Regions from separate parts of the Homo sapiens genome. Here all the other regions are linked to region 2. The links are chromatin loops, found by intact Hi-C in ENCODE. Cell type or tissue: CD4-positive, alpha-beta T cell. All regions are shown on one strand.

Region 1 (5,000 bases), 740 kb before region 2:
GAGGGAATTCAGTGCATGCTTTGTGTAACTGGGATTCTTTCCCCACTTTCCCTTAAACCTAGCTCTTTAGTATTTTCTCTTCTCCTCCCACTACAAAGCAAAATCTAATACTGAGTTTTGTAATTGCCTTCAAAGACCATGATTTCAAAGACAAAGGCCAACAGGTGTTTGGTCTTTACATACAGAACAAAATACAACACTAGAAAAGATCAGCAGCCAATTTACCCTCAAGTTACATAATTGGACAACAACCCTATCTTAATACTAAAGGTTGCCACCTTCCTACACTACTGAAACAAACATCTTCTCAAGGGAGGAGATAAAGACAGCTGATCCGGAGCAGAACTTAGGCTGAGAGATGGGTTTTCCCGATGATTCTATTTTGACATGACCTTAAGAATTAATGTTTGCTACTACAGTCAGACCATTAATGCCTGACTTGCTTCATGTTCCATGGGAAGTGCAGTTTTTCACTTGAGGTTGCTGGAGATCCAAATAAAATTAAGCAGCCTTAGACGGTGATTGGATGAAACTCTCATATAATTTGGCAACAAATAGGGTGATCTAGACTTGTAGTCCAGATTATGGCCAGCACTCTTCAAAGCCAATGGCTTTGCCAACAAATGTACTCTGTGCTGAAAGGTGGCATGAATTTAATTTAAGCCTTCTCCTAAGGTTTTGGGGTACCTGAGGTTCCAGTGCTCAGGAAGGAAACCTGGGAAGGTCTGTGAGAGACAGGCTAGGTGAATCCATGAGGCTTTCCATGTTACTTATTTATCAAACACCTACAGAATGCTGACTATGTGCTGGGCACACAGCTGTGTGTGAATCCAAATAACACATGAGGCAGACACACGTTTCCTCTTGAGAAGCCCATGGGCACTTCCCTGAGGTCACACGGCTGCAGGAGATGGACCGAGGAAATGTGGTTCCTGAGTTCACGTACGTATTTTGTTGGTTCAGTTGCTACAGAACAGGCCTTCCCCACATCAGCTTTTTCCCAATCCTCCAGCGAGCCCTGGACATGTCATTCTTTTCTGCCACCTGATGAGGCATGTAGGGATCAAAAAGAGCCCTAAAGGTTAAAAGCAAGGTGGCTGAGATCCAGGGAGGTTGCTGTGACCCAACCCAGGGTGTGGGACAGCCCACGATGCTGTGAATGTAAGAAACCTGGGACTCCTCCTTCCCAAGAAGGCCAGCAACAGCTCTCCCAGGGCTATCCATCATGGGTTCCATTCAATGCAATCTCTGCAAGGGATTTTCCTGGGAAAGCAGCCGAAGACACAGGCATAAAACTTTAAGATGTGTGAGTAGTTATTTTGAGGATGATGTGTCTTGAGGACTTGACGCCCAGGCAAATTTAAAAATAAGCAGGTTTCCAACGTCTAAGGATGGGCCAATCTTGGAGGTTATTGAGTAAAAAGTCAACACCGTAAAGTCAATTACACTATTGACAGATACTCTTACAAGGAGATTTCACATCATAATTATATGCAAAGGAACCTGGCAAATAGAAGCTGTGTAATGATCAGCTAATAAAAGTAACACTTCATCTATGTCAATAACAGTTTCAGAGTTAAGACAAACAAACATGGCCTTTGCCACTCTGTGGAGGAAAAAAAAATCCCTGAAAGACAAATATTTTCACTTAAGGAGAAGTCGCTTAGATTCACAAGGAAAACCTGTCACACAAAAGAGAGTGGGAAATTGGTCTTTAGTGGGTGCTAATGACTCTCCCGCCCTCCCTGGGCCCCAGCTGAACAGACTGGGGCAGCAACCCCTGTAAACATCTGAGCACACACAGAATACTTGGGCACTGCCACGTGGTCTGGGAGATAACATTCTGTGTTGTTCTAGTCTCCACTGCACTGCTTTCCTTTTTAGCCTTGGCTGAGTTTGGGTTCCACTGACATGTGGCCAAATTAAAAATGTTAAAATTATGATGAATGTGAAAATGCAAAACAAGATGTTTTTCCCCAAGCACTTCTTAATGGGTTTTACACAGACACTGATTAGGCAGATGCCTCCATAGCTATGTTTGTGTTCCTTCTTTCCAAAAGCATCTCAGTGTCTACTACCTGCCCTACAAAAAGAGGGCAAAGATACTACAAGCAAGTACCCCTAATGTTCCAGAGCTTACTACCCCTCTTCCCCTAATTTCCCTTAAAACTGAGGGGGGCAAGTTCAGAATTGGTATTTGGACAATTAACTGCTAATGCACAATGGTTTTCTTTACTGGTTATCTCTCTCTCTCTTTCTTTCTTTTTTTTTTTTTTTTTTTTTGACAGAGTCTTGCCCTGTTGCCCAGGCTGGAGTGCAATGGCACAATTTCGGCTCACTGCAACCTCCACCTCCTGGGTTCAGGCGATTCTCCCATCTCAGCCTCCTGAGTAGCTGGGACTGCAGGCACATACCATCACACCCAGCTAATTTTTGTACTTTTAGTAGAGATGATGTTTCACCATGTTGGCCAGGCTGGTCTTGAACTCCTGACCTCAGGTGATCTGCCTGCCTCGGCCTCCCAAAGTGCTGGGATTACAGGTGTGAGCCATCGTGCCCGGCCTCTTTACTGGTTATCTGTTTATGCAAATCGTAACTTGCCTAGCTTCTGCAAACTATGGTTTCACATTTTACCAAAATGATTTTGTTCAAAACTCCTATGATGCTCAGGAAAGTCACTCCTTAATTAGACTATACATCCTTTTGTAGTGGACAGAGATGAAGCAAGCTGTGCCATTACAAAGCTATTGCCACTCAGTCTCAAACCCACCCTTCTACTCTGTTTCCCAAACTGGGGCTGGGGCTGGGGCTGGGGCTGGGGCTGGACTTTACCACTGGGTTCCATGTGAGGCTCCGCCACCAGGGGGTGCCATAGAGAGACTGAGAAGGTGGTGGAGAAAGATAGAACTGGCTCCTGCCTGTTTCCTGTTCTTGTGCCACCCAGCAATGCCTCTGTACCTCAGCAGCAGCATTCATTCTCGGAGGTGCCAAACCCAGTTTGCAGTTTTTCCAGCACTTGCAGAACTGTGTTCCCTTAGGGGCACCAGCACCATCAGAGGCTGCTTCCTAGTCCCTGCCCCCCACGCAAAGGTGAGTTTCAGCTCCATGGGGTGATCATTCCAACCTCTTCCCTTTGTTCCGTCAACCCTAGAGGTGGTAGCTGCCTCCTGCAATGACTCTCTCCATGATACCCTGAGTCATCTTTTACCCTTTCAGTTACCTAGTTAATAACTTCCTACCTGGTTCACAGCTTTGCTTTCTTTCTAATCATTTTGATTTTTACATGGTCTCACTCTGTCACCCAGGCTGGAGTGCAGTGGAGTAATCTCGGCTCACTGCAGTCTTGACCTCCCAGGCTCAAGGGATCCTCCCACCTCAGCCTCCAGAGTGGCTAGGTCACAGGTGTGTGCCACCATGCCCAGGTCATTTTTTTTTTTTTTTTAAATAGAGATAAGTTTTCGCCATGTTGCCCAGGCTGGTCTCAAATTCCTGAGCTCAAGTGATCCACCCGCCGGAGCCTCTCAGTGTTGGGATTACAGGCGTGAGCCAATGTGCCCGGCCTCGGCGAATTTTTAAACTTTTTGTAGAGCTGGGATCTCCCTATGTTGCTCAGGCTGGTCTTGAACTCCTGGCCTCAAGTGATCCTCCTGCCTCAGCCTCCCAAAGTGCTGAGATTATAGGCATGAGCCACCACACCCAGCCCTGGTTAACATTAAAGTCTCTCTGTTCAATTACTTGGTGTGGTTTCTGTCTCCCTACTGAACCTGTCTGATACACAAGTTTGGCTCAGAGGCTGTCTTGTTTTCTTTTACTCTGGAAGGAGCCCAGCTGAGGCACTCAGTGGACTGCATGAGTGGCAACTTTCAACAGAAACAAGACTGTTTGCTGCAGTGCTTTGTTATTCTCTAACTAGAAAGAAACCATCGGTAGTTGAAATAACACCTCAAGAGGGAACTAATCAGTAAAATTTGTCATCATAAATGCCATGAGAGTAAGAATTAAAATGAGAAGGCGGCTCCTGTTGAAGGTCCACCTGTTGTCCGCCTGGCTTTTCTGTGCCCTTCTATAAGGTATGGCTGGGCCCATAGTGAAAGCTACTCTTGAAGGCACTAAAAAAAATGGTCAAGAGGATAAACTGTAAGTCTATATTTAGAATCTGCTAATAAAAATACATTGTTGCTCCAAGCAAAAATAGTTCACAGTCTCCAAGTCTTCTCAACCAAGAAGGTAAACTATGAGGCAACACAGGAAAGATTTTAAGAAAGAATGAAAAACAGAGTATGTCTTTTTCATAAATGTGAGGTAAGAGCATTGGAATTTTGGCTTCATGGAAAGAGGCTTACCACTTAGGAACTCAAGAATTATTGACCTGAGAGTAGCCAGGAAAGATACCGGGGAGGTACAAGAAAAACCTTTCCATGTATTTTTGGAAAATATCCCCTTGTCAGATTAGTAGAAATGATAAGTGGTTTTATAATTTGTTGCTATTCTAATTGCTAACAACTTCCCATCTTATCAGAACCTATAGACCTTTGCTCTGAAGATTATGCGACTTGTCCTGACAACAGCAGGAGGAGTTAAAAGACAAGCTCGTGGAGAAGCTGCACGCGGCAGGGGAGTTTGACCTTGCTTCTCCCTCAGGCCCAGCTAAACACACTTTCTGGGTTGGTTTCCTTTTGGACATGAAACACTATGAAAGCAAAATGGCCTTCAGGTGCAAACTTGATCCGTAAACGCAGAAGGAGAGGGATGGTACCTTCAAGGGATGCAGCTCAGTGAGACAGGCTTTTTCTAAACAAGCAACCAGGACCTGGCACATGCAATAGTGATGCGGCATCAGACAACTGATTGAGAGCTAGCCCTCATCCTCAGGACACAAAGCACCCAGGACAGAAAGGGACACACAGAGAAACTGCTACCATACAGGGTCACTCATTGAAGGGCTAAAGCATGGGGCTAATCGGTTCACGGCAAAGAGAAGTTTCTCTGATGCTGGTTCC
Region 2 (5,000 bases):
AAAGTCCCAGCCACCATCCAGTTCTATGATTCCGTAATCTCTAAATCTTAAGGGTCTGAATCTTTCAATCGAATCTAATCAAAGATGTTAGTTGTGCTATTCCTAAAAAATATATATACCTTATACAGTTGTATTTTAAAATTCTATACTGGGCTAAAGCTCCTAATTAACAGTGTTTTATGACTTTACCAACCACGCTGAAGGCTTCTTCTGATTTGCTCATTCTTCCAAACATGATGCTATCAAAAGCTTAATACAACTATCAGAGTTTTTCAAAGTTAAAATTTTTTTTACAGTCTTATAACTTTGTAAAATAATATTTTAAAAAATATTTAAATTTATCTTTCTTGCTCTTTCATAGATCAGGGCTGCTTATCAATTCCTGCCAAGCAGAAAGCATCCTGCTCCTTGAGTCTGCAGCTCTCAGAAGCATCTTCAGGCTCTCTGGGAATTCATCTTTGTATGCCGGAGACCCAGCAATAATAATGTTGAGTAAAAGTTTGTGGAATAAATGGATGAATGAACTGTTGGGGACACTGTTGCTACACCTGTCAGCAACCCTGTGCTCCCTTCTCCAATCTTAAACATTTAGGCAGATTCAGATCAACATGGAAACATCCCAGGGTAGACGGGCAAATATCTGAACACCACATATAGCTAACAATATGAGTATCTCTTTTGTGAGTTCTTTACAAAATCCTTGTGGAACTTTACAACCTGGAAACATCTTCTCATTAACGCAGCATGAGGCATCATCACACCCAAGGAGGGACTCCGGTCCTAAGGCCCTGGCTAAGAGCATGGGATGTGGTGGAGGCTCAAAAAGAACTGAGTCTGTGCTTAAACTAGAAAAGGACAGGGTGAGGAGCACTTAATCAGCACATCCGTTATCTCAGGTGATGTTTACTCCAACTCTGAGGGGAAGATGTTATTATCTCCATTTTACAAACTGGAAAAACTGAGCAGTAAAAAATCTGCATAAGTAATTAAAAGACAGTTATGAAAGGCTGGGTACAGTGGCTCACGCCTGTAATCCCAGCACTTTGGGAGGATGAAGCAGGCGGATCACTTGAGGCCAGGAGTTGGAGACTAGCCTGGCCAACATGGTGAAACCCCGTCTCTACTAAAAATACAAAAATTACCCGGGCATGGTGGTGCACACCTGTAGTCCCAGCTACTTGGGAAGCTTAGGTATGAGAATCGCTTGAATCTGGGAGGTGGAGGTTGCAGTGAGCCAAGATCGCACCACTGCACTCCAGCCTGGGCAACAGAGTGAGACCTTGGTCTCGAAAAGAAAAAAAAAAAAGAGAGAGACAGTTATGAAATATGTAGGGAAATTCAAAACCTGATCTCTCTGACTCCAAAGGCTGGGTTCTTTTGACTGTATCTCAGGACACATTCAAGCAACAGGCTACTGCTCCATTTGGACTTTTTCAGGGCTAAACAGTAAAGGGTTAAACAAACCTAGCCGCCCCCGCCCACACACACACAAAAAAGCAATGTTCCTGCTGTCACAGGAATATATTAATGGTTAAAAAAAAACACATAGTAATAATAACGCAAGTCAATATTTTTAAAGACCTAAATTCGACAATAAATATAGCCAGGAACATCACTCTTCTTCTCTGTACACATTATTATCATTTGCTCCTCCACTCTCCAGGCAAGCACACTAAAGGCTATTTCCAGGATGGAGTCAGATGTTACACAACTTTGCAATTTCCAATATGTGAATATTAACATAGACCAATGACATTATTACAGAAGCTTACTAGAAATATATTCTGCTGGTCACCAGAGGGATTAGCTTTGCTTCCTAACCTTAGAAAATGCGATAATTTGGGCATATGTTTTCAGTACAAATTTTTCAAAAACTACGAAAAATAACGCTTATTAAGAAAGGCTCCTGGTTAACCTTCTGTTCTTTCAATCAGTTTCTTAGCAGAGTTTTTGGCACCACCAACTGGTGAAAGAGGTGTACTGCAAAGGTGCTCGGCTCTCAATCTGTTTGGTTCATTAAGAGAGGATCATGCATTTATTTCATATTTAATTTACGGTGAATCAATTTATTTTAGTCACTAAATAAAATTAGAAATGCATTTCTTTGTCAGTCAAATAAATAATAATCCACTCTGGCTTTTTCACCTGAGAAGAAAGTATGTTTTGGTTAGTAAAGGTCATCAGAGAAAACTCAATCTACCCACCAAAGTTAATTTGATTTATTCTGCCATAAACTCACACTCAAAAAGCAAACACTGAGAACTACAATGAAAATTAGGAACTAAAAGAGAGAGCAAACTAAATGGTATCAAATACTATGCTAGCCTACAGTGTTTATATAAGACATTAATTTAACCGGAAATAAAAATGATTGAGGAGGTAATTTCACATTTGTTAAAAAATTGAACTTTTCCCACCAAGATTCCTGTCTCAAAGATGGATGCTGCCATTTGACATGTGAATATATATGCTATCTAGCCATCCTTCCTGTTTAATTGAGCCACACCTAGCAATGGATACCAGTATCAAGAGAGCAGAGCCAAGCCCTTAAGGCACAACTCCGATCTCTGCACAGTGAATCATGAAAATAAATACCCCTGAAGAACAGTCTAATTTTTCCCCCCAAAACAATTTGTGTTTTCTAGGGAGAATGGCTCAGAAAAAAAAAAAAGAAAAAAAGAAAAAAACAACAAATTTGTGGATACAAGTTGTCTATGAGAAGTACATCTAGCTACTTGTGATGATAAATTTGTAACCCACAGAATAAATGGCACCAACTCTATGACAAAACTGGTCATTGAAGAAACTTCTTTACTAGACAATGTGAAAGAGACAGAAAAAAGGAAAGAACCATCCAAAGAATCAAATTTGACTCTGATGGCAGGGTTTGGTTAAAAGCCATCTGACAGAGTTTAAAACTACTGTGACAATTTTGTGATAATAGCAGTTTAAATCGCTATACAAATGTGTACTCAATTCATATTTGTTAAAGCCTCCAAGTCTAAATCTCCAATTGAAAGCCTAGTAAAGAAGACCATTTGAAATAGGCCCAGAAAAAAGTAAGGGCCAGCAGCTGCTCTATCCAATTCAACACATAATTTGAACATGTAAACTTTGATCAGATTAATTCTATTCCTTCGTTCATTTCATTCATTTATTTGTTCATGTATTCGTCAAATACTCTCTCCTGCAAACAGAGTTAAATTTTTACAAGGAGAGAACAAGAGTGAGACCCTCCTGCCCCTTCCTCTCCTTGGACAAGAGTCTTGATATCCCACGGCAAGGATTTCTAATTGAAGTCATGACTGGATTATGAGGAATCCTAACAATAAGACTTGGGTTAAGAAAAGCATTTTTAAACTTTTATTTGTTTCTTATATCCTTTAACATGACTCATGTCATGAGTCTCACTAAGTCTGTGTAGACATTTTTTGAGGTATGACTGACAAAAAATTGTCTATATTTAAGGTATACAAGATGACGTTTTTATAAAAGTATACTTTGTGTAATGACTCACAGTCAAGCTAATTAGCATATCCATCACCTGACATGCTTCGTGTGTGTGTGTGTGTGTGTGTGTGTGTGTGTGTGTGTGTGTGTATGTGTGTGTTGAAAACACTTAAGATCTGCTCCCTTGGCAAATCTGAAGTACACAACACATTAACTATAGTTACCATGCTGTACACTAGATCACTAGAATTCATTCACCCTGTAACTAAAATTTTGTATCCTCTGACCGACATCTCCCCATCTTCCCCACTTCCCAGCCCCTGGCAACTACCATTCCACTCTTTTTCTCCAAGTTTGACTAGTTTAGATGTCACATATAAGTAATATCATGCAATATTTGTCTTTCTGTGTCTGGCTTCTTTCACTTAGCATAATGTCCCCAGATTCCTCCATGCTGTTGCAAATGGCAGGATTTCCTTCTTTTTTAAGGCTGAATAATATTCTGCTGTACACACATACCACAATTTCTTTATCCATTCATCCAGTGGTGGGCACTTAATATGGGTTTCCATATCTCGGCTATTGTGAATAATGCTGCAATTAACATGGGAGTGCAGACATTTTATTCTACCTGTAAATTCAGTCTACTCCATCATTATCATTACTAGGCAGTGGCATTTCTAAACAAGAAAATAACATTTTGAGGTTATGAAAACACTTGACCATTAACAAGTACCAGCAACATGATTATAATCAAATAAAAAATTCTGATTGCCCTAGGGGCTTGGTTCTGTGACTTCTTTGACCAAAAAAATAATAATAATTGCGAATTAGTTGTTTGGTTTGAATTGAGCAATAAAGGACTCTCAGCTTTAACTGTAAAATGGATAGAAATGCCGTTGATGTGGAGAGTCACTGTAAGGACTAAGTAAGGCAACACGTAGTTGGTAATCAATGAACGGGAAGCACTGTGACTGCAGTGGACAATACAGTGCAATGAAAGCTGGGGAAGAGCGAGAATCGAGGACTGGCTCTCCAGGCAGGGTGTGAATGCTGTGAGAAGCTGGCAACAATGAACCCTGAGAAAAAGGACAGGGGACAACTGGAGGTACTTAGTTGGGGAGAGCAGCTTTCTAGGATGGATATGAGTATATCTTCAGGCAGGGATAGGCATTATAAACAGAAGTGGGAATGGCTGATGGAGAAATGTCTTAGATCAAAAAAAGGGGAAGAGAGAAGACCAGAACAAAAGAGAGGAATTAGGAAAAAAAGAAGAGACCCCTTTTCCTCAGAAATAAAATTAAAGGAAGGCTGGGCGTGGTGGCTCACGCCTGTAATCCCAGCACTTTAGGAGGCCAAGGCAGGTGGATCACCTGAGGTCAGGAGTTCCACACCAGCCTGACCAACATGGTGAAACCCCATCTCTACTAAAAATACAAAAATTAGCCGGGCATGGTAGCACACGTCTGTAATCCCAGCTACTTGGGAGGCTGAGGCAGGAGAATCGCTTGAACCCAGGAGGTGGAGGTTGCAGTGAGCCGAGATCACAC
Region 3 (5,000 bases), 150 kb before region 2:
TCCTGGCCTCAAGTTATCCTCCCACCTTGCTGTCCCAAAATGCTGGGATTACAGGCATGAGCCACCATGCCAAACCCACCTCATGGTCTCAAATGGCTGCTGGAGTTCCAGCCATTGCATCCCTACCAGAGGAAGGATAGTAGGAGAAGAAGGGCATGGTCACACTGAGCTGCAAGGGAGGTTGGTGGCCATGTGCCCAGTTATTCATAAAATTTGGGAGCTCTAGTACCAAGGCAGAAGGGAAGAACAGGCATTGGGGGCCATCCACAGCTTCTGCCACACCTGCCTCCCCTACTCCAGACACCTGGCATCACCTCTACCCTTCATCTGCCACCTCACCCCCGCTCTGGAGCTGACCGACTCCCACACAGAGCAGTCAGTGAGTTAATGTCCATGGTCATGCTGTAGGACTGCTGCTTGGCACTTCTGTGCCTGCATACCAGAGAATTGTACTTCTGAATCAGTTTCCCTCCCAGCACCCCTCTTCCATGATGGCGGCCTGTCCAGCTCTTGCCAGTGCCCTCTCTATGGAGTCTAGTCTCTCTCTGTCATGCCCTCAATCTCTCCAGACACTGGCTGGGGCCCTTTTCTGATGGACCCACCACCCAGATCCCAGTATCAGGCCACCCAGCTTTCAGGGTCACTTCCTGCCTAGATCTTTGCCTCACCTCTCTCTACCTCTTCACTGAGTTGCTCAAACTACACCTGAACTTGACATGCTTATTAGCTTCTCACCAATGATGACAGTGAGCAAAGTCTTTTTTTTCCTGGAAAGGACTAATTCCAAAAAACCATAATTCTTAGGAGCTATGTATTTTTCTTTCAAAATAAGAACTTGAATCCCAAGAGAAAATGTACACCCTTGTAGTTTAGATCACAAGGGCATGACTTGTCAACTCAGAGAGTGGCCTACAGCCTTGGTTCCATCTCTTGCTAGCTGTGGGACTTAGGCATATAACTTACCATCTCCGAGCTCTGGGTTCCACAACTGGAAAACTATCCTAAGCACAGCACCTACCTTTCAGCACTATAAGGAAGATTATGGAAGATTAAATGAGGTACACTGCCCGGTGCATGGCAAGCACAAAGTAAAGTTACTTATAATAATAATTGATTTATAATAACATGAATTTTAAATATCAGTAAATTGGCACTGATTTTTTAGTTGCTAAAATGTTACTGCCTGGGCTTTTGTGAGAAGTAGTTCAGTGCAGTCAGCGTTTCAATTTTTCATTCTGAAATCTTGTCTAACTCCTTACTTCCTCCTTTCCCTGGTGGACTCAAGCAGTGGAGGTCCCAGTGTGCCTTACACCTGAGGAGGTGTGGTGTGTACATCAAAATCAAGCCTGCTTCCTTTTGGTAAATAGTTACACCACACCAGGCGAGGGCCTGCCTACTCCAGTGTGGCCGATGTATTTTTCCAAACCCATAATCAACCCAGAGATCATTGGCCCAACCACATCTGCTGCCCTTGATATTACATCTTGGAGTGGCAGTTGAGGGCCTGGCCAAGTAGAGAACTTGTCTTTTGGGGATGAAGTAGCATTCTCCCCCAACTCTCACTTTCTTTTCTACACGTGGATTTCTTTCTGAGTCTCATTTTATCTTTGTCTTTTTGGCTTTCTTTGTCTACACAATTGTTTTATTTATTTATTTGCCCCATCCCCCTACTTTTTTTGCAATGGGGTCTCTATGTTGCCCAGAAGCATCTGGAACACCTGGGCTCAAGCGATCCTCCCATCTCAGCCTCCCAAGTAGCTGGGACTACAGGCCCGAGTTACCACATGCAGCCCCACGATTGTTCCTTTTTACATATTAAATAACCTATGCTTAATTTAGAAAATGCAAAAAATGAAAAGATGGGGAAAAAAACCAAACACGTAACTCCTGCACCTTGGTGTGTACCCATCCAGAACACTACACATGCACACAATTTTTGTTTTCTCGGAAATAAAATCATATGAGCTAGACCAGTGGTTCTCAATCAGGGTGATTTTTCCCCCACAGAAGACATTCAGCAATGTCTGCAGACATTTTAGGTTGTCAAAACTGGGGCAGGTGGTGATACTGGCATCTAGTGGTTGAGGCCAGAGATACTGCTAAACATCCTAAAACGCACAGGCCAGCCCTCAACAACAACAAATTACCTAGCCCCAAATGTCAAAAGGCCCAAGGTTAGGAAACTCTGGTCTAGACCACGGTTAAGCAAACTACTGCCCTCCTGGTTGGCTACCTGTTTTTATAAATAAAGTTTTATTAGAACACGGAGATGTCCATTCATTTCTATGTCATCTATGGCTGCTTTGACTTACAACGCAAGTGAGCAGTTGTAACAGAAACTGTGTGGTCACAAGTCCTAAAATAAATATGAGCCACATATGAAATTTCAAGTTTTTCTAGTAGCCACATTTTTTTAAAGTACAAAAAAAGCAGGGGAAATTAATGTTAGTAATATGCCCCAAATATTATCATTTCAACCTTGAATCAACATAAAAATTAATGAAATATTGTTATATTCTTTTATTTCCATATTAAGTCTTCACTTACAGCACTTCTCAATTCAGACTAGTCACATTTTTTTTTTTTTTTTTGAGACGGAGTTTTGCTCTCATTGCCCAGGCTAGAGTGCAGTGGCACAATCTCAGCTTACCACAACCTCCTCCTCTCAGGTTCAAGCGATTCTCCTGCCTCAGCCTCCCGAGTAGCTGGGATTACAGGCACGTGCCACCACGCCCGGCTAATTTTGTATTTTTAGTAGAGACTGGGTTTCTCCATGTTGGTCAGGCTGGTCTCGAATTCCGACCTTAGGTGGTCCACCCACCTCAGCCTCCCAAAGTGCTGGGATTATAGGCATGAGCCACTGTGCCTGGCCCAGACTAGTCACATTTTAAGTGCTCACGTTGCTGGTGGCTATTGTATTACACAATGCAGGTCTACACTGCATTTTTCACTAAACTGCTTTTTTAAATTATTTTACTTTTAATTTTATTTTATATATATTTTTGAGACGAAGTTTCACTCTTGTCACCCAGGCTGGAGGGCAGTGGCGCGATCTCGGCTCACCACAATCTCTGCCTCCTGGGTTCAAATGATTCTCCTGCCTCAGCCGCCCTAGCAGCTGGAACTACAGGTGCATACCACCACACCCGGCTAATTTTTTTTTTATTTTTAGTAAAGACAGGGTTTCACTACGTTGGCCAGGCTGGTCTCGAACTCCTGACCTCAAGTGGTCCCCCTGCCTCGGCTTCCCAAAGTGCTGGGATTATAGGTGTGAGCCACTGTGCCCTGCCACTAAAAAAAAAAAGTGCTGCTTTTTTTACTTAATGGAAATAAAAGTCTTCTCATGTCCACCATATATTTTTATATCTCTTTTAAAGCGTTCAACTTTTTTAAAAGATTCCAATTTTCTGGATGTTTATATTGCTTCTGAGTTTCACAATTATGAACGATTCTGCCACGAACATTCTTAGATAAAGCTTTTTCACCTCATCTGTAATTATTTCCTTAGGATAAACTCCCAGATGTGCGTCAAAGAGCAAAGAAACATTTTTAAGGGTTTTGAAATATATATATTTTTAAGAATAATACCTTCCCTACAAGATGATTACAAGAATTACGTTAGTACATGTAAATCAATTTTATTAATTCAAGTAAGGTCAATAAAACTTAAAATAGTAGGCTGGGCACAGTGGCTCACACCTGTAATCCCAGCACTTTGGGAGACAGAAGTGGGCAGATGACGAGGTCAGGAGATTGAGACCATCCTGGCTAACACGGTGAAACCCCGTCTCTATTAAAAATACAAAAAATTAGCCAGGTGTGGTGGCAGACGCCTGTAGTCCCAGCTACTCGGGAGGCTGAGGCAGGAGAATGGCATGAACCCAGGAGGCGGAGATTGCAGTGAGCCGAGATTGCGCCACCGCACTCCAGCCTGAGTGACAGAGCGAGACTCCCTCTAAAAAAAAACAAAACAAAAAAAAAACAAAAAAAACTTAAAATAGTAGAACCTGGCACATAAAGGCACTCTATAAATACCATCTATTATTGGTATCAGTATTGCTCCTGAATTTATCTCCAGCACTGTGGTTCTAATTATACTTCCACTAACAATGTCTAAGAATGCTTGTTTCTGGTATACTCTTTCTAATACTATTATTTTTATAGCCCTTGCAAATTTGATATACGAAATTGGCTTCTTGTTATTGTTGGTTTAATCTGACTGTAGTTCATTCATTTTCTTCGATTTAGGATGTTTTTCTTGGGTAGAGTTGTTACAAGCTCAGTCTATAGCCACATGTTTAAGGGTTGGACCATTTTTCACCAGAATGACCAGGACAATAAGTGACCATTTGTATCAGTCAGCTTTCACTAGGTTACATGTTGTAACAAGTGCTCCTAACATCTCAGTGGCTCACAATAACAAGTATGTATTTCTCACTCACATTGCATGTGACAGCCCAGGCTGAAAGAGCGGTGCCCATCGGGGACATGCCATTCCCATGGAAGAGGGAAAGGAATAAATGAGAAAGAAAGCAAGGGTGAAGCCTCCAAAGCTTCAGCTCCTACCCGCACAGACTCCCTTCCGCTTGCATCTCATTAGCCAGAGCAAGTCATGGTGCCAAGTCCAATATCAATGGAGCAGAGAAGTGTATTCCCACCATAAGAGACACTGCAAGCTACATAGCAATGTGTGGGAACTGAGATAGGGAGCAATCCACCAGTAAAATCGATGCAATTAACTAATTGTGTGCCTCTATTCGCCTCAAGTCAGGATTCCCCCTATATGATTCATTACAGTTCTCATAGAAATGATAAGCCCCATCCCCGCTAGCCACCGTGGGAACAGACAACAGATACTGAGCTGCTGTACTGCTTCCAATGGGCTCTAAAGACAAACTGGTCTGGAGAGACCCAGCCTAAACCAAACACGAGGACATCTCCCACTCCCTGCTTAAAGGGGCAAACTTGCCTATCAATGAAAAGAACTTTGTGCCTAAAGT
Region 4 (5,000 bases), 1.4 Mb before region 2:
AGCCCGGGAGTCTGAGGTTACAGTGAGCTATGATCACACCACCACACTCCAGCCTGGAAGACAGAGCAAGACCCCGTCTCTTTAAAAAAATAAATAAATAAAAGTGTTAGATGGTGGAAATACCTAGCAAATGTTTGTCTCAATGACTTACACCTTTTGAGCTCACTATAGTAAGGGTAAGGAAGAATAAATGCTCTCCTCCCAGCCTACACTTGGGTAGACCAGGGCTGCATCCAAGCTGCTTACAGGTCACTGACTTGGCTCTGGGATGCCTGCTTCCACTGTTCACCCCCCTACCAAACCCCGCCTTAGGTGTAGCTTCCTGGCATTGTGGGATGGGAGAGGAACAAAGCCAGCAGAGACCATCTCAGGTAACTGGGAAGGAATACTGATGGAGGGAGAGGCCCTAGTGTCACTCCAGCCCCATGAAATGTGTGGTTTTCTTTTTTTTTTTTTGGAGATGGAGTCTTGCTCTGTCGCCCAGGCTGAAATGCAGTGGTGCGATCCTGGCTCACTGCAACCTCCACCTCCCAGGCTCAAGGGATTCTCCTGCCTCAGCCTTCCGAGCAGCTGGGATTATAGGCGCCCGCCACCACGCCAGGCTAAGTTTTGCATTTTTAGTAGAGACGGGGTTTCACCTTGTTGGCCAGGCTAGTCTTGAACTCCTGGCCTCAGATAATCCACCTGCTTCAGCCTCTCAAAGTGCTGGGATTACAGGCATGAGCCACCGTGACCGGCCGACATGTGTGGTTTTCCAGGGTGACACTGACCTTTATCCATATAAGAACCTACTCAGAAAAAGCCGCTGCCTCTCCTCGGCTCCACCAGGGGTCCATGTCCCCATACCCAGAGGTCCCACTGTTTGGCCTTGTGGCTGCTCCTCCTCTCCCCTCCCACCTCTTCCTGCCCTGCTCCTTCACATGGATCCATGGGAACTACTGGGTCCTCTCTACACTTCTGGGGCTCAGGGGACTGGAATGGGATAGGGGCTGCTCCATCTTCTTCCAGACTTCCTATAGTCTCTTCAAGCCCTGCAGTAGGCCAAGAAGATGGGTAAACTCTTTCCCTTTCCAGGCAGGGCCTACTCTAGTCAGTCTCCTGATTACAAAAGTCTCCGGAACCAAGGTGGACACCGGCTGCTATGTTCACCAACACCCCTGAGCTGCAGGGAGCACTCACCAGCCATCTCACTGCGCTCAGCGAGTGGCCTGCTGCAGTCTGAAATACAAGTTTCCCTTCTGGAGAAAGTCTCTTGAACCCTCTATCACTTGGCTTTGCAGGTTGAAGGATACCATCCTCCCTTTTCCTCACAGAAAAGAGCAGGGGAGCCACCTACACCAAGGGGCCTCTCATGACTCCCCAACTCTCTCGGCATTTTCCTTATATAAATCAGGGAGGGTGCTTACAGCATGACCAGTTCTGGGGCTTAGAGTGAGAGACAGTGGGTTTGAAGCAGATTTCTGATCTAACAGGTTGACATTATTATGTCATTTAATTCCCAATTCAACCATAAAGGAATATTAAGTATAAAAGTCTCAATATCCTCACTTTATAATTTTAAAAGACAGATTGTTATCCATCTAACATTTTTAAGGTTTGGATAACGATCATTCTGTTATCTAATGCACTTTGTTAGGGGGTGGAGGGAGAAGGCTGTTGGATTATGCCATTGTATAAATACTAAAATATAGTTATCTGGGTCAAGATTAGATGAGTCACATAAGGCCATCCCAAGCAGCAATAAACTACAATAGATCAGGACTGGGGGTAAAGGGGACACCCTGGGATTACAGTTCCCCTTTCTGTGCAAGTCGAGTCTATCTCCTGGGCCACCAGTCACCCCAGCCCAAAGCAGATGTCCAGAAGCCACCGTCCAGTTCCAGGCCAGGGGCAGTTTTGTTAAATGCCTATCACGCTTTAGTTTACCCATCTGGCCCATGACAACAAGTCTACCAATACTTCAGAATCATAATATTGGAACATGACTAAACAGTCTATATTGAGAGCCTTTAAAACATGGCCATAACAATTAAAGTTCTTTTCATTTTATTATCAAGCAAAATTTTAAAAGCTAATATTAAAAGCTTCATTTACTTTATGTGGGAAACAAACGCTCACAATGAAATATATTAGTTCCCTACAGAATGAATCATAAGTAATTACATAGGAATAGCTCATGGAAATCGACTGCCACAATCTATTGGATATATAGAGATTGAAAGCAAACTTTGGAAAACAGCCCTTTAAACATAACTATTCCATTTTAAAAAGATTCAGGTGTTCCTTATTTAGGTATAGCATATGCAACTGATGACATTAATGTAGTTTTGTTCACACTTGCCAATAAATAGCAATATTCCAAAAACTAGAGCTGAATTTCTAAGACTCATTCACCATAATCAATCATTTGTTGCTTTTCCCTCTTCCCTCTTTTACTTATTACAAGTTGTTAATTTGCAAAAAAAAAAACACAAAACAAAACAAACAAACAAACAAAAAACAGGCACTAACCACCAACCAATATGGATGCCTCATGGAAAGGGATTATGTTTTATGGTTTATTCAAAATGTAGACTCTCCACTATTTTCCAGAGAAGAAACAAACTGAGGTAATAATGGCTCAATATTATGAACACTCTTAACTTATTAAAGTCTTTAAAATGAAAATGCTGTGGTCCAACAGACTGCATTATCTACTGCTTGAATCTTAGAACTTACTTCTGCATAGAAATCATGCCACATATGGCTGGATAACCAGGCCAGCCCCAGGGAACCCCAAAGGCAAGTAGCACTACTGAATATCACCACCAGGGGGAACACTTTCATATGCAAATACACCCAGGCCCCTAGCAGAAACCGCTTCCCATATTTACAAAGAAAGCAGGTTCCTCCTCCCTGTCAGTGCTTACGAAAATCCCATCACCAGACCAGCGATGGGGACTCGGATGCAAACATGGTGCAGGGGAAGGCAGAGAAGAGACAGGGACTGGGCCATACATGCAAACCACTGGCCAGCTCCCCGTCCGGGTGGGCATCCCCGCATGTTATCTTTACACTGCTGCTCCTGCCCAGAGTTTCTCTCACACCCTGCAAGACAGAAGGCACTTCCACAGCCTTTCTCCTTCCTTCCTGGTGCTAAGGGACAAAATGCCCTTGTTAGACTTTGCCTCCACCCCATGCCTCATTTACAATCTGTAATAAAAGGAAGAGACAAAGGAGCAAAAGTGCTCTTCTCCCCTGTGACTCCCATCACTGCCACACTCCGGCTCCCATTGTTCACTAAGCCCTTATGCACCGGGCACCTTGCCAGACAGGGGACACGAAGATGAGGAAGAGGAGACCCTGCCCTCATGGAGCTTCATCAAACAAGAGAGACAGATCAAATGAAAATGATCTGTCAGTTGATATCTGTCAATATGAAAAAAGCAGGCAGGAACTACTCTAACAGGCTAGCACAGCGGCTAAGAGCACAGGCTCGAGTCTTGCTGCTCCACTTACTAGTTGTGTGGCAGGGCAAGACATTTCACTTCTGTAAGTCTCCATACCTTCATCAATAATGGGATAGTAATAATTGTGCCCAACAGGGTTACTGTAAGGATTAAAGAAAATAAAAGCTCTCAGTATAATGCTTGACACAGAGCAAGCATTTACTAAATTATTGTTATGAATTATTCAGGTCATTGTTATAAAAGAGGTAGAAAAAACAACTTTCAGAGTGGTGTCAAGGACTAAGCAAACTGAATGTTTGGTGGTGTCTATGGGGGCTGTATTTTAAACTCAATCTTGAAGAATGACTAAGAGTCTGTCAGAGAAGGGAAGGAAGGGCATTTTAGCAAAGGCCTGGGCTGGGGGCATTCACATGATAAGGAAAGATGCCTTCCTGGAGTCAGACTCCAAGGCCAACTGGGCTGGGGCAGCTAAGTCCAGAGAAGGACCTCAGGAGTCTGCCCTTAATCCTGTACCCAGGACGGGGCGGGTGAGAGGCACATGCTCAGATTTGTTCCTGACATGTAACTTCAAGAGCAGTGCTACATATTTTGCTTATCTATCCAGAAGACTGACTGCATACAGATGAGATAGGGCGTGGGGGGCCAAGTGGGAGGGAGCTCCAGGAGGTGCCTCCAGACATGGACCAGGGACAAGAGGACAGCTTAAAGAAAGGTTGTGGGAATTGAGTGCAACATTTCGGGTCTCAGCTTAGATGTCACTTGGCTGGGTAGCCTTTCCTATCTTGGCAGTTCTGGGTGACGTACCATTTTCCTAAGGGATCTTACAGCACCAAGACATCTTGAATCAGAGCTCTTAACACCTGTATCTATAGATTAGCTGAACAAATTCATTAAGGCCGACAGTGAGCCAGGCCCTTGCTTGGCATGGGGAATATAGCACTGAAGGCAGGGAAGAGTGTCTGTCCTCAAGCACTGCTCTAGAGCTAACCTGCTGGCAGGGGATACAGGCAAACAAACAAACAAACAAATATAGAAATTCACATGGTGCTAAGTGCTATAAAGAACAAAACAAAGTTAGAGGGTAAAGAGACAGATCATAGTGGAAGGGGGGTACCATAGGACAATCAGGGACAGCCTCTGAAGAGGGTCATATCTGACCAGACAGCAGGCTGCAATGAGGGAGCAAGGCAGGTGGAGACCTGGGAAAAGAGCAAGGACAGCATCCCCTAGGGTGAGGCACATCTGCAGCCTAGCCAGGATACCACTGTGGCTGGAACAGAGCAAGCAGGGAGGAGGATAAAAGACATAAGGTTGAAACCAGGCAAGGACCACACTGTGTATGGCCTCGTACTTTTATTAGAAGTAAAATGGGGCCAGGCCTGGTGGCTCACACCTGTCCAGCCCTTTGAGAGGCCGGGGCAGGAGGATTCCTAAAGTCCAGAAGTTTGAGACCGGTGTGGGTAACATAAGGAGATCCTGCCTCTATAAAAAACACCAAAAAATTAACCAGGTACACACCTGTGGTACCAGCTACTCAGGAGGCTGAGGTGG
Region 5 (5,000 bases), 890 kb before region 2:
ATAATACTATTCTGTATCATTTTATACCTTGCATATACTTCAGTTAACATGTTTTCAAGATGGATCCATGTTGTTAGACATAGATATTGTTAATTCATCTTAACTGCTCTATCCCCTTTGAGGTTTATACTGTGGCTCAGCAATTCTGCTTCTAGAAGTCTTCCTAGAGGAACCATCAGGTATGTACAGAAGGCAATATGCTCAAAGAAGCTCACTGCAGAACAGTTCACGATAGTGAAAAAAGTGTGGAGAATCTGTTCTGGTCATCTTATTGCCAAGTAATAAACCTCCCAACCTTAGTGGCTTAAATCAACAATAATTGCTTATTCTGCTCATGAATCTTCAATTTGGGCAGAGCTAGGCAGGAACAGCTCATCTCAGTTCCATACGGCATTGGCTGGAGTGTCTGAAAAGCTGGAGGCCAGAATTGCCTGGGGACACACTTGCTCCCATATCTGGGGATCAATGCTGGCTGTTGGCTAGGACCTAAGCTGGGACTGTGGCCAGAGCGCCTACTTCGTGGCTGCTGCATGTGGCTGCTTGGCTTCCTCACAGCATGGCGGCTGGGTTCCAGGAGCAAGTGTCCCAAGACAGCAAGGCAGATGCACATGGCATTTTTATGATCTCATCATCACTTCTGCCACAATCAACTGATCACAAAAGTTCACTGAAGTTCAAGGGGAGAGGATACAAAGAAGTCAGCCCAGACCCACCCAGGTTCAAGGGATGTCACAGTTACACTTTAAGAAGAGCATATGGAATGTGATGTATTGTGGTGGCCACTCTTGGAAAATACAATCTGCCACACAACCTAACCGTTCACGCTATGGGACACATAAATACACAAAATTTTGGTGTCTTTGCTTTTGCTGTTTTAAAAGCTGTAAAAAGATGGGCATCTTTTCTCAAAACATAAGCATATTTCCATGCGGAATAAAAAGAATGAAGTGTTTAGGAGGTGATAACAGGGACTTTATACTGGTCTCTATATATCTTTGTATGATGAAATGTTATTACTTCTAGGCACAGAGAACATCTTCCTCCCTTAGAGTACTCTCAGGAACAGTCACAAAAGAGAGTTACTTTTTAAGTTCCTTTTTTCTTTCTCTTGAACAGTATGAAGAAAATCTCCTAGTTCTACAAATTGAGGACTATGATACAACGGTTGCAAAAATGGTGTCTCCTTGAGGGTGCATCTTTGTTCTCTCTGCACTCCAGAAAACCTGGAGAGAGGCTCTGGGTGTCTTGTCTTCATCAGCAGCATAGCGGCTAAAGGGGTCTCTGGAGCCTGGATGGTTGGGTGTGACTCCTGGCTTTGCCACTGGCTCTCTGTGCTTACTTAACTTCCCTGTGTTTCAATTTCCTTATATGGACAACGAGTCTAATGTTACCACATGCAATATTTTTGTAAACACTAAATTTGTTCATCTTGAATTCTGCTTAGACTTGATGAGTGCTTTAAAAGTCATCCGCTGTTATTAGTAATTACAAGAGAGCTGATTCAGAAAGTTGGAAGTAACTTGCACCAGATTAAGTGGATTTAATCATGAACACTATCCCCATGGGCAATCCCAGAATCCTCCCAGCCCGCAGGATAATTAAAGTCAGGCTCTCGATGGAAACCTCTCCTGCCTGTCTTCCTCCGTGTGAGAGAGTTGAAATTGTCAAGATGGGAGGCTGCAGGAAGGGGACGTGCGTCACAGACAGGCGGCAGGAACCCTCCTGCGTTCCTATTTTACAGACAGGGATGCAGCCTGGAGCTCCTGCCTGGGCGTGGCGGCCACAGGGCGCAGTGGGAAGTCCCATGCTCTGGTTAGATGTGAGTTCTCTTCCCAAATCCCCAGCCTTCCCCGACTCCGCTCAATAAAAGCTCCTTGGCCTGGCGCGATGGCTCACGCCTGTAATCCCAGCACTTTGAGAGGCCAGGTGGGTCACGGGGTTAGGGGTTCAAGACCAGCCTGCCCAAGATGGTGAAACCCCGTCTCTACTAAAAATACAAAAATTAGCCGGGCCTGGTGGTGCGCACCTGTAATCCCAGCTACTCGGGAGGCTGAAGCGGGAGAATCGCTTGAACCTGGGAGGCGGGGGTTGCAGTGAGCCGAGATCGCGCCACTGCACTCCAGCCTCGGCGACAGAATAAGACTCCGTCTCAAAAAATAAAAATAAATAAATAAATAAGCTCGCCTCGGAGAAGGCTGGGGGTGGAGAAGCAACAGAGACCCGAAGGCTGTGTCTCAACCATCGGCGATGGGCTTGAGAGATAGACTTGTGTTCCCGTCTGTTACTTATTAATCGGTGACCTTGGCAAATTACTCAGTCTCTTCTGCCTCATTTTACTCCTCTCTAAATTGTCAAATGCTCATAAGGTTCTTTTCCGAGGGGGTCAGCGCAGTGCCTGACCCAGGGTGAGCCTCAGCGAGCAAGAGCCCACGATGGGGTTGGCGGAGAGGCGCGTCCTCGAGGTAACAGGGATGCTGAGAGGTGGCTGAATTCTTCCTTCTTTCAGCGCCCCTGACCTCCCGGCACGGCGCTGGGGAACTCACGGGTCTGGAGCGTGTCCGTGCTGGGCCCCCGGAGATGATTTCTGGAATCGCGACCCGGGGACCTGAGGCCACTCTGGGACCTGCGAGGCAGTTGTTGCCCAAAGACAAGGCCTGGGTACAGGAGCTCGGGAAGCTCTCTGCTGCCCGTCTCCGTTATCCACGTTCGTCTGGGCACCCTCCTCGGGTGCTGCCCATTATTCCTCCCGCACCTGCCGGATCCAAGAGTAGACGCAGAACCCGGACCTCGGAATGGGACGATGCGACGGGCGGGGAAGGCCTGGCCCGGCCGAGGTGCCCTCGGCCCCGCCCTCCACCGAGGGCAGGGAGGCACTGCCTCCGCTCCGTCCACTCGTAACTGGTGACGCTGGCAGCCCCGCCGGGGGGCGGGGGGAGTGCAAGAAAATCCTGAGGTGTGTCGGGGGACCTGGACCAGATGCCCTCCTGCACCGCCCTAGCTCCGGGGAAGTCGCTCTCCGGCTCCGCGGCGCGGGACCCGCCAGCGGGCAGAGGCGCGGCGCTTTGATGTCGCGCGGCCACACGGTGGCGCTGCCGCACCGCCCGCTGGCGGAGACTGGGGGCCAGGGGTGCCCGGGGTGGGGTGGAGCCGGGACGCGCGCACTCCCCAGCCACGCCCGGGGCTCATCCTGGAACCCGGGCGCCCGCAGGGTCGCGAGGCCAAGTGTAGGTCATTCCCCTCCCCGCGGGACCCGTGCCTGGTGGACGCATCGCCGACGCGGACCCTGAACGCTCACATGAGATCCTTAGGGAAACTGAGGCCGAAGAATTGGGAATCTGCATTTAGTCCACTCTCCTGTCCGTAAGAAGAAAGGGGCGCGACTAAGGGGAAGGGAAGGAGCCACAGGGATTCATTCCCAGCCGGTCCCAGTAGCCGCCACAACACCCGGCAGGTCCGAGTTAATCCGTTCTGCAAGCTAGGAAATGAGGCTCGGTATTGGCGGAGGCCACACTGTTGAGAGGCGGTGTTCAACCCCAGGGCTGTGTGTCCCAGCTCTGCAAACTCGGTCACAGCCTCTATCTCCGTGGCATTCACAGTCCTTACCGGTTTTTGACAGTGACCTACAGTGAGATGTCTGTTTACGTCCCTGTCCGCGCGCGCGCGCACACACACACACACACACACACACACACACACACACCTATATAGAACTGAAAACGACACTTAACCTTAATTAGTGTGATGCACTCTGTTTTCTTTTTTGATTCTGTACTGTGTCTTTTCTACCTTTCAGTGCTGGGTGCTAAAATAATCTCACTACTCACTAGTGGGTCCCTAGTCAGTTTGACAAACAACTTCATAGGTGCTGGCTGGGCTCTTCTAGCCATGGAAGTCAACGGAAAGTTGTCCATGTAAGAGGACACAGTCAAGACCAGATAAAGATGGGGAAGACGGTGATTCCCCACGGATAGCCTGGGCATGTGCTGAAGAGCAGATTCTGACTCAGTGGGCCTGACGCTGGCATTTCTAACAAGCTCCTGGTGATTCCGACCACTCCATGCTGAGAGTGACCAAGTCCCCATCACGTGTGTTATCATGAAAGCAATTCTGAGACCAAATTCTGTCATACATACAATAGCTATTAATAAGCAGACACAAAAACTAGATTCAGCCTGTTCTTGTAGTTCTGAGGCAGAGTGCTCCAAATCTACTCCTCCCTTCCACCACCACCACCACCACCACCCTAACCCCTGCTCTTTCATGTCATGGTGATAGAATCTAAGGCGGATGCTGTTGAGCCACCTTCTTCCTCCCAGGGTGGATCTCTAGTGAAGTTTGAGTCAATGGGATGTGAACAGAAGGGATATATGCAAATCCCAGGTGATCTTCTGGGAGATAGCCTAGCTTAGTCGACTTAAAAGACAACTTAAAACTTGTACTTCAACTTAAAATGTAAGCTCCTGAGTTTCGTGAGTGCTCCTGAGTTTCCTTCTTTTCCCTTCCAGCAAGTAGGAAAATGCTCACAGTTCAGCTCTGACCCTGCAGACAAGGGCAACAACCCTGCAGACAAGAGGTCACAATTCAGCTCTGACCCTGCAGACTAGGGCAACAAGCTGGAAGGAACCTGGATCCCTGAATCATTGCATGGAGCAGAGCTGCTCCATCAACCAGGATCTCTCACCTAGAGATGCTTATTTAAGAGAGAAACAAACCATCTTCTTTAAACTTCTGTATTATACAGTACTTGGTTGGGGAACTTGTGCTTTTGTTACAGCGCATATTCTCATTTAGGTTCATCTGAAGCAAATGCAACAATATTCTGATAGCAGAATCAACTAACGGGTATCTGATCAGGTAACAGAATCCTCTGTTGAGTGTGTTGTGGGGAGGACCCTGGGGGAAGAGGAGAGAATAGGACCACAGTTGTAAACCTAGGGCACTAGATTCCCATGCTACTTTCTTGCAAGCATGGAGATATCTCTGTGTGTATCTTTCTAGCC
Region 6 (5,000 bases), 1.2 Mb before region 2:
GGGAAGACAGGTAAGTAAGTAAATAAATAGACAGGCATGGTGGCACACACCTGTAGTCCCATTTACTTAGGAAGCTGAGGCGGGAGGACTGTTTGAGCCCAGGAGGTTGAGGGTGCAGTGAGCTATGATTGCACCACTGCACTCCAGCCTGGGTTACAGAGTGAGACCTTGCCTCAAAAAAAAAAAAAATATTTGCTAAAAAGGTTGCCTCTTTATTATGGCTTCAAATCAATATTAAAAAGGAGTCGAGATACAGATTAAGTTTTCTATAGAAGTCAATGGTATGGAATTCTAAGCAGGAATGAAACTCACTTCTGAATACAACAAAAGCAAGTATGGATATTTACCTTAAAAGAAATTAAGTTGATGAAAAAGAATGAGAGATTTTAATTAACATAAAAAGCCAATGATATATGTGGAAGTTTTGCAGAGTAGGTTTTACCTTTGTAGCTTCTTTCCAAAAAAACAGAAATTTAAGAAATAAGTCATCTTTATAAAAGTAATTTTTTTTGAGATGGAATTTCTCTCTTGTTGCCCAGGGTGGAGTGCAATGGCATGATCTCAGCTCACTGCAACCTCCGCCTCCTGGGTTCAAGTGATTCTCCTGCCTCAGGCTCCCAAGTAGCTGGGATTACAGGCATGTGCCACCAGGCCTGGCTACTTTTGTATTTTTAGTAGAGATGGGGTTTCACCATGTTGGTCAGGCTGGTCCTGAACTCCTGACCTCAGGTGAACCACCTGCCTCAGACTCTCAAAGTGCTGGGATTACAGGCATGAGCCACAGCACCTGGCCTATGAAACTAAAATATTTTTAAAAATCTAATAGGCCATTATTAAAGGTAGGAAGATACATCTGTATATATACGTTTCAGAACCATATATGAAATGATATTTTTATTATTAATGATAAATTAATATCGTTCATTAATGTCATTAATGATGTTAACATTCGTAAAAATAAGGGTTAGTGCTGCATTGATAAACACAAAAAAGGGCTTACCCTAACAGCAAGGGTTGCAGCAAACATATTCAAAAGCCCTAAGGATTTTGGTATCTTGTATGAAATCTGATGAGGAAAGGACAGGGTATATACAGAATGAAAAGTTATAGCATAAGTTGAGAACAAGTAGTCATTTAATTATCAAGCATACATTGGAAATGAAGAAATCTAAGATGTGATTTCTCAGATTTGAGAGTCAAGAGATGATGATGACCTGGAGCTGGGTGGCAGCAGTGGAGGTGATAAGAGGAAGGATTTGGATATATTTCAAAGATAGAGCTGGCAGAACTTTGACCAACTGGATGTGGGGTGAAAGGCGTCAAGGGCATGGTTTTGCTTGAGTGGTGATGCCATTTACTGAGATGGGATAAACTAGAGGAGGAACCACCAGTGCTTAGTTCTGTACAAATTAAGTTAAAGATGCCTATGAGAAGTTCAAGTGAAGACATGAAGGAGACAATTTAATATATGAATCCTTTTCAGGAGCTGCATATAATGTTTGTTATATGTATATCTTTATTTGTGTATATTAACTATTTGACTTTTCTCTCCTTTTTCTCCTTCATATTTTATACAAGTTTGTTGGAGGTTAACTTTACAATTTTGTGTTAAAAGAATATTCCTTGTGTTAAAAGAATATAAGACCGTGACTAAATTTGAGAATAGCGTAGGTCTTCTCTCTTTAGGGGTGAGAACTACTTCACTTGTACCAAGGGTAGCTGCATCTCTTTGGGTAGAAACATAAGGTTAGTTCTGTGATTGTACTGAAGTTCAAATGTGTGTATAAAGGTTCATGTGGATCCTGACTAGCCAGAGGGGAAGACTGTGCTGGTTATTAATTTATTGCCTCTCAGTTCCAAATCTGCCACTTTGGGCCTCACAGACTTTTTTGCTAGCTTGCCAGTAGAGGGAGCTGGAGAGACACTACAAGGCCAAAACAGAAGTGACTCCCTTCCTCCAGTGTGCTGTTTTACTAACAGAGCCCGGGCACTGGCATGAAGGGGGCCTGATGGCATTCACCAGAGTGGCAGCCCCAACTGCCTCTTTCAGCAAGTTTCTCCACCATCACTGTAATGGCTCTAACAATTTAGCTGCAATTTGCGGACTTCAGGAAGATTCTCTGGCAGGAGTCCTCACAGTTCAATGATTTTGCCCTAGGTTAAGCTCTTCAAGCAGTGGTTCTGACCATTCAGCTCTGGCCTGCTGCCTCTGGCAAGCTTCTCCTTCACCAAGTGACTACTCTCACTGTTCCACTGAGGGCTGCACCCTCTGGCAAGCTTTTTCGCCACAAGCTCACTGAATGTTCTGGTGGCAGCCACACCATTTCCAAACAGGTCTGAATCACCTTTAACTTGTTCACTCTCCCTTAGTACTAGGGTTGCTGCTTTCTATGGTGGCTACCTCTAAGGCTTTTTCAGTAGGTAATCACTTTTTGCTAGTTAGCAATTCTTTTTATTAAATTCCCACTGTTCAAATAAGCCTTGTAGTCTCATCTTCTGACTGGACAGTGACCGACTGAATCTAAAGTGTGAGTGTACATATGAAAAGAAAAGTCCGGGGAGAAGCGCTGGAGCAGTCCTAAATGCAGAGTGCAGGAAGAAGAGATAGCACTAGCAAAGGAAACAGAAAAAGGGAGTCAGTGAAGTAGAGAGAAGAAACAGACACGCACGGGTTCCAGAGACAAGTGAATAAAGTATTTCAGAAAAAAAAAAGGGAATGATAAATTGTGTCACAAACTGCTGTGAGGTGAATACACTGAGAACCAGGAAGTGATCAACAGATTGGCAGCAGGTTAAATGGACAAGTAGGGAAAAAAGCCTAATTGGAGTGGGTTATGGAGCTACTGTCATGTGAACACACAGAGAAGGGCGCCTCAACTATTTTGAGGAGTTCTGCTACAAAAGAGGGAAGAGAAACAGAATAGTAGTGAGGTCAATTATCACAGTTCCCTGTTTTACTCAATGCTTATTCTGCTGGTTGGGTGCAGGCATAAAGCAGGTAGAAAGTTGAGTTTAAGGGAAGATTAATATAGTAAGTATCCTTTAAAATTCATAGCTGAGATCATTGAAAAATTAGAAACATTTTCTAGTTATCAAAATTAAAAGGGGAGCAGAAACCCAGAGCAAAAAAGCCACATTTGGAAGGGGAGGGGCCAAGAAAGCCAACTAGAAACAGCTGTGGTCAGAGGCTCCCACCAAGAAGACCGAAAACGGCAAGTGAATCCTGCACCAGCAACTGAGGTATCCAGGTTCTCTCATTGGGACTGACAAGGTGGTTGGCATGACCCATGGAGAGTGAGGAAAAGCAGGGTGGAGTGACAGCCCACCTGGGAGCTGCACAGGACAAGGGGAGCTCCTACTCCCAGCCAAGAGAGGCAGTGAGTGATTGTGCTATCCTGCCCGGGAAACCACACTTTTTCCATGGATCTGTGCAACTGGTGGATCAGGAGATCCCCTCCGTGAGCCCATGCCACCAGTTCCTTGAGTCCCAAGCATAGAGCTGCACAGATTCTCAGTGGCCACTTAGCTACAGACTGCCGAAGACTACCAAGTTCCTGGGGGAAGGGACGGCTGTCATCACTTTGGCTGTCTGCTGCCTCAGATGACTGAGCTCCCTGGGCGAGGGGCAGCAGACATCACTGCAGCTCCAGTCTGCCATTTCTCCTCTGATGGTGCCTGGGAAAATAGACAGTTTAGACCCAGGAGGAATTCACCACAGTGCAGCACAGAGGCTGTGGCAGATGGTGGCCAGACTGCCTCTTTAGGTCGGACCCTGACCATAACCCCTCACTGTGCGGGGCCTCCCTGCAGGAATTTCAGCAACTCCAGCCAGAGGTTTGTGGACAGAACTCTGATCTCCCAGGGACTGAGCTCCTAGAGGGGAGGGGCATCCGTGGTCTCCATGGATCAGCAGACTTAGTCTTTCCCTCTACCAGCTCTGAGGAATCTGGGCAGTCAGGACAAGTGGGATTTCCCCCAGTGTAATGCACCCCCTCTGCCAAGGGGTAGTCAGAGTGCTTCATTAAGTGGGTCCTGGATCCTGTACCTCCTGACTGGGTGAGACCACCCCAACAGGGGTTGCTAGACACCTTATACAGGGGCGTTTCCACTGGTATCAGTTCAGTGACCCTCTGGGACAGAGATCCCAGGGAAAGGAGCAGGCAGCTACCTTTACTGTTTTGCAGCCTCCACTGGTGATACCTCGAGGTGTGGGAGGGACCCAGGCAAAGAAGGTCTGGAGTGGACCTCCAGCAAACCTCAGCTGGAAGAGGAAGAGGGGTCTGACTGTTAAAAGAAAAACAGGCCAGGCATAGTGGCTCATGCCTGTAATCCCAGCACTTTTGGGAGGCCGAGGCAGGTGGATCATGTGGTCAGGGGTTCAAGACCAGCCTGACCAAGATGGTGAAACCCCATCTCTACTAAAAAAAAAACAAAAAAAATTAGCTGGGTGTGGTAGCAGGTGCCTGTAATCCCAGCTACTTGGGAGGCTGAGGCAGAGAATTGCTTGAACCCAGGAAGTGGAGGTTGCAGTGGGCCAAGATCATGCCACTGCACTCCAGCCTGGGTGATAGAGCAGGACTCCATCTCAAAAAAAAAAAAAAAAAGGAGAAAAAAGAAAAACAAACACCAACAACAAAAGCATCAACAAAAAAAGTCCCTGCAAAAACCCCATCCAAAGTTCAGCAGCCTCAAAGACTGAAGCTAGATAAACTCACAAAGATGAGACAGAATCAAAGAAAAAAAATGCTGCAAACTCAAAAAGCCAGAGTGCCTCTTCTCCTCCAAATTAACACAACACCTCTCCAGCAAGGGCACAGAACTGGGCAAAGGCTGAGATGGATGAATTGACAGAAGTAGGCTTCAGAAGGTGGGTAATAATGAATTTTGCTGAGCTAAAGGAACAAGTTCTAACCCAATGCAAAGAAGCTAAGAGCCATGATAAAACATTACAGGAGCTGTTAACCAGAATAACCAGTTTAGAGAAGAACACAAATGACCTG

Evidence for each region. Hi-C counts contacts between places; a loop is a spot of excess contacts. Peaks named below come from ENCODE experiments on the same cell type or tissue, not always from the same donor. Only the 100,000 strongest peaks of a DNase experiment are listed, where the experiment ranks them.
Region 1: a loop joins it to region 2, with 10 times the contacts of the local background. A loop is called at or near these places in 42 of 110 quality-filtered maps.
Region 3: it touches region 2 in a loop (2.3-fold over the local background); 14 of 110 quality-filtered maps call a loop at or near these places.
Region 4: a loop joins it to region 2, with 7 times the contacts of the local background. A loop is called at or near these places in 4 of 110 quality-filtered maps.
Region 5: a loop joins it to region 2, with 9 times the contacts of the local background. A loop is called at or near these places in 92 of 110 quality-filtered maps.
Region 6: it touches region 2 in a loop (39-fold over the local background); 26 of 110 quality-filtered maps call a loop at or near these places.

Annotation. Positions count from the first base shown.
Region 1 is chr14:89,174,748-89,179,747 of GRCh38, forward strand. All of the region lies in intron 5 of FOXN3 (forkhead box N3), which reads right to left. Among named protein-coding and RNA genes, the nearest start is that of FOXN3-AS3, 170 kb to the right of the region's middle. RefSeq lists an enhancer at 450-951. In CD4-positive, alpha-beta T cell, a CTCF peak has its summit at 2,902 (motif pointing right); a DNase peak (open chromatin) is centred at 2,884.
Region 2 is chr14:89,913,498-89,918,497 of GRCh38, forward strand. The region is part of intron 5 of EFCAB11 (EF-hand calcium binding domain 11); the gene reads right to left. It overlaps LOC124903358 (a long non-coding RNA gene), which reads left to right. Exons shown (of 2, transcript XR_007064300.1): 2 at 362-524. Among named protein-coding and RNA genes, the nearest start is that of EFCAB11, 39 kb to the right of the region's middle. In CD4-positive, alpha-beta T cell, CTCF peaks have their summits at 1,959 (motif pointing left) and 2,164; a DNase peak (open chromatin) is centred at 1,954.
Region 3 is chr14:89,765,890-89,770,889 of GRCh38, forward strand. No RefSeq gene overlaps it. Among named protein-coding and RNA genes, the nearest start is that of EFCAB11, 190 kb to the right of the region's middle. RefSeq lists enhancers at 1,294-1,563, 2,353-2,402. In CD4-positive, alpha-beta T cell, CTCF peaks have their summits at 2,076 (motif pointing left) and 2,283; a DNase peak (open chromatin) is centred at 2,062.
Region 4 is chr14:88,489,570-88,494,569 of GRCh38, forward strand. All of the region lies in intron 10 of PTPN21 (protein tyrosine phosphatase non-receptor type 21), which reads right to left. Among named protein-coding and RNA genes, the nearest start is that of PTPN21, 63 kb to the right of the region's middle. RefSeq lists an enhancer at 2,874-3,063. In CD4-positive, alpha-beta T cell, CTCF peaks have their summits at 2,794 (motif pointing right) and 3,002; a DNase peak (open chromatin) is centred at 2,832.
Region 5 is chr14:89,024,376-89,029,375 of GRCh38, forward strand. LOC124903356 (a long non-coding RNA gene) reads left to right here. Exons shown (of 2, transcript XR_007064297.1): 2 at 1,117-1,434. Among named protein-coding and RNA genes, the nearest start is that of TRA-AGC15-1, 48 kb to the left of the region's middle. RefSeq lists silencers at 2,845-3,054, 3,075-3,214. In CD4-positive, alpha-beta T cell, CTCF peaks have their summits at 3,059 (motif pointing right) and 3,258; a DNase peak (open chromatin) is centred at 3,086; H3K4me3 peaks cover 1,031 bases; H3K27me3 peaks cover 3,652 bases.
Region 6 is chr14:88,665,733-88,670,732 of GRCh38, forward strand. The region is part of intron 21 of EML5 (EMAP like 5); the gene reads right to left. Among named protein-coding and RNA genes, the nearest start is that of ZC3H14, 110 kb to the left of the region's middle. RefSeq lists an enhancer at 2,663-2,842. In CD4-positive, alpha-beta T cell, a CTCF peak has its summit at 1,898 (motif pointing right); a DNase peak (open chromatin) is centred at 1,929.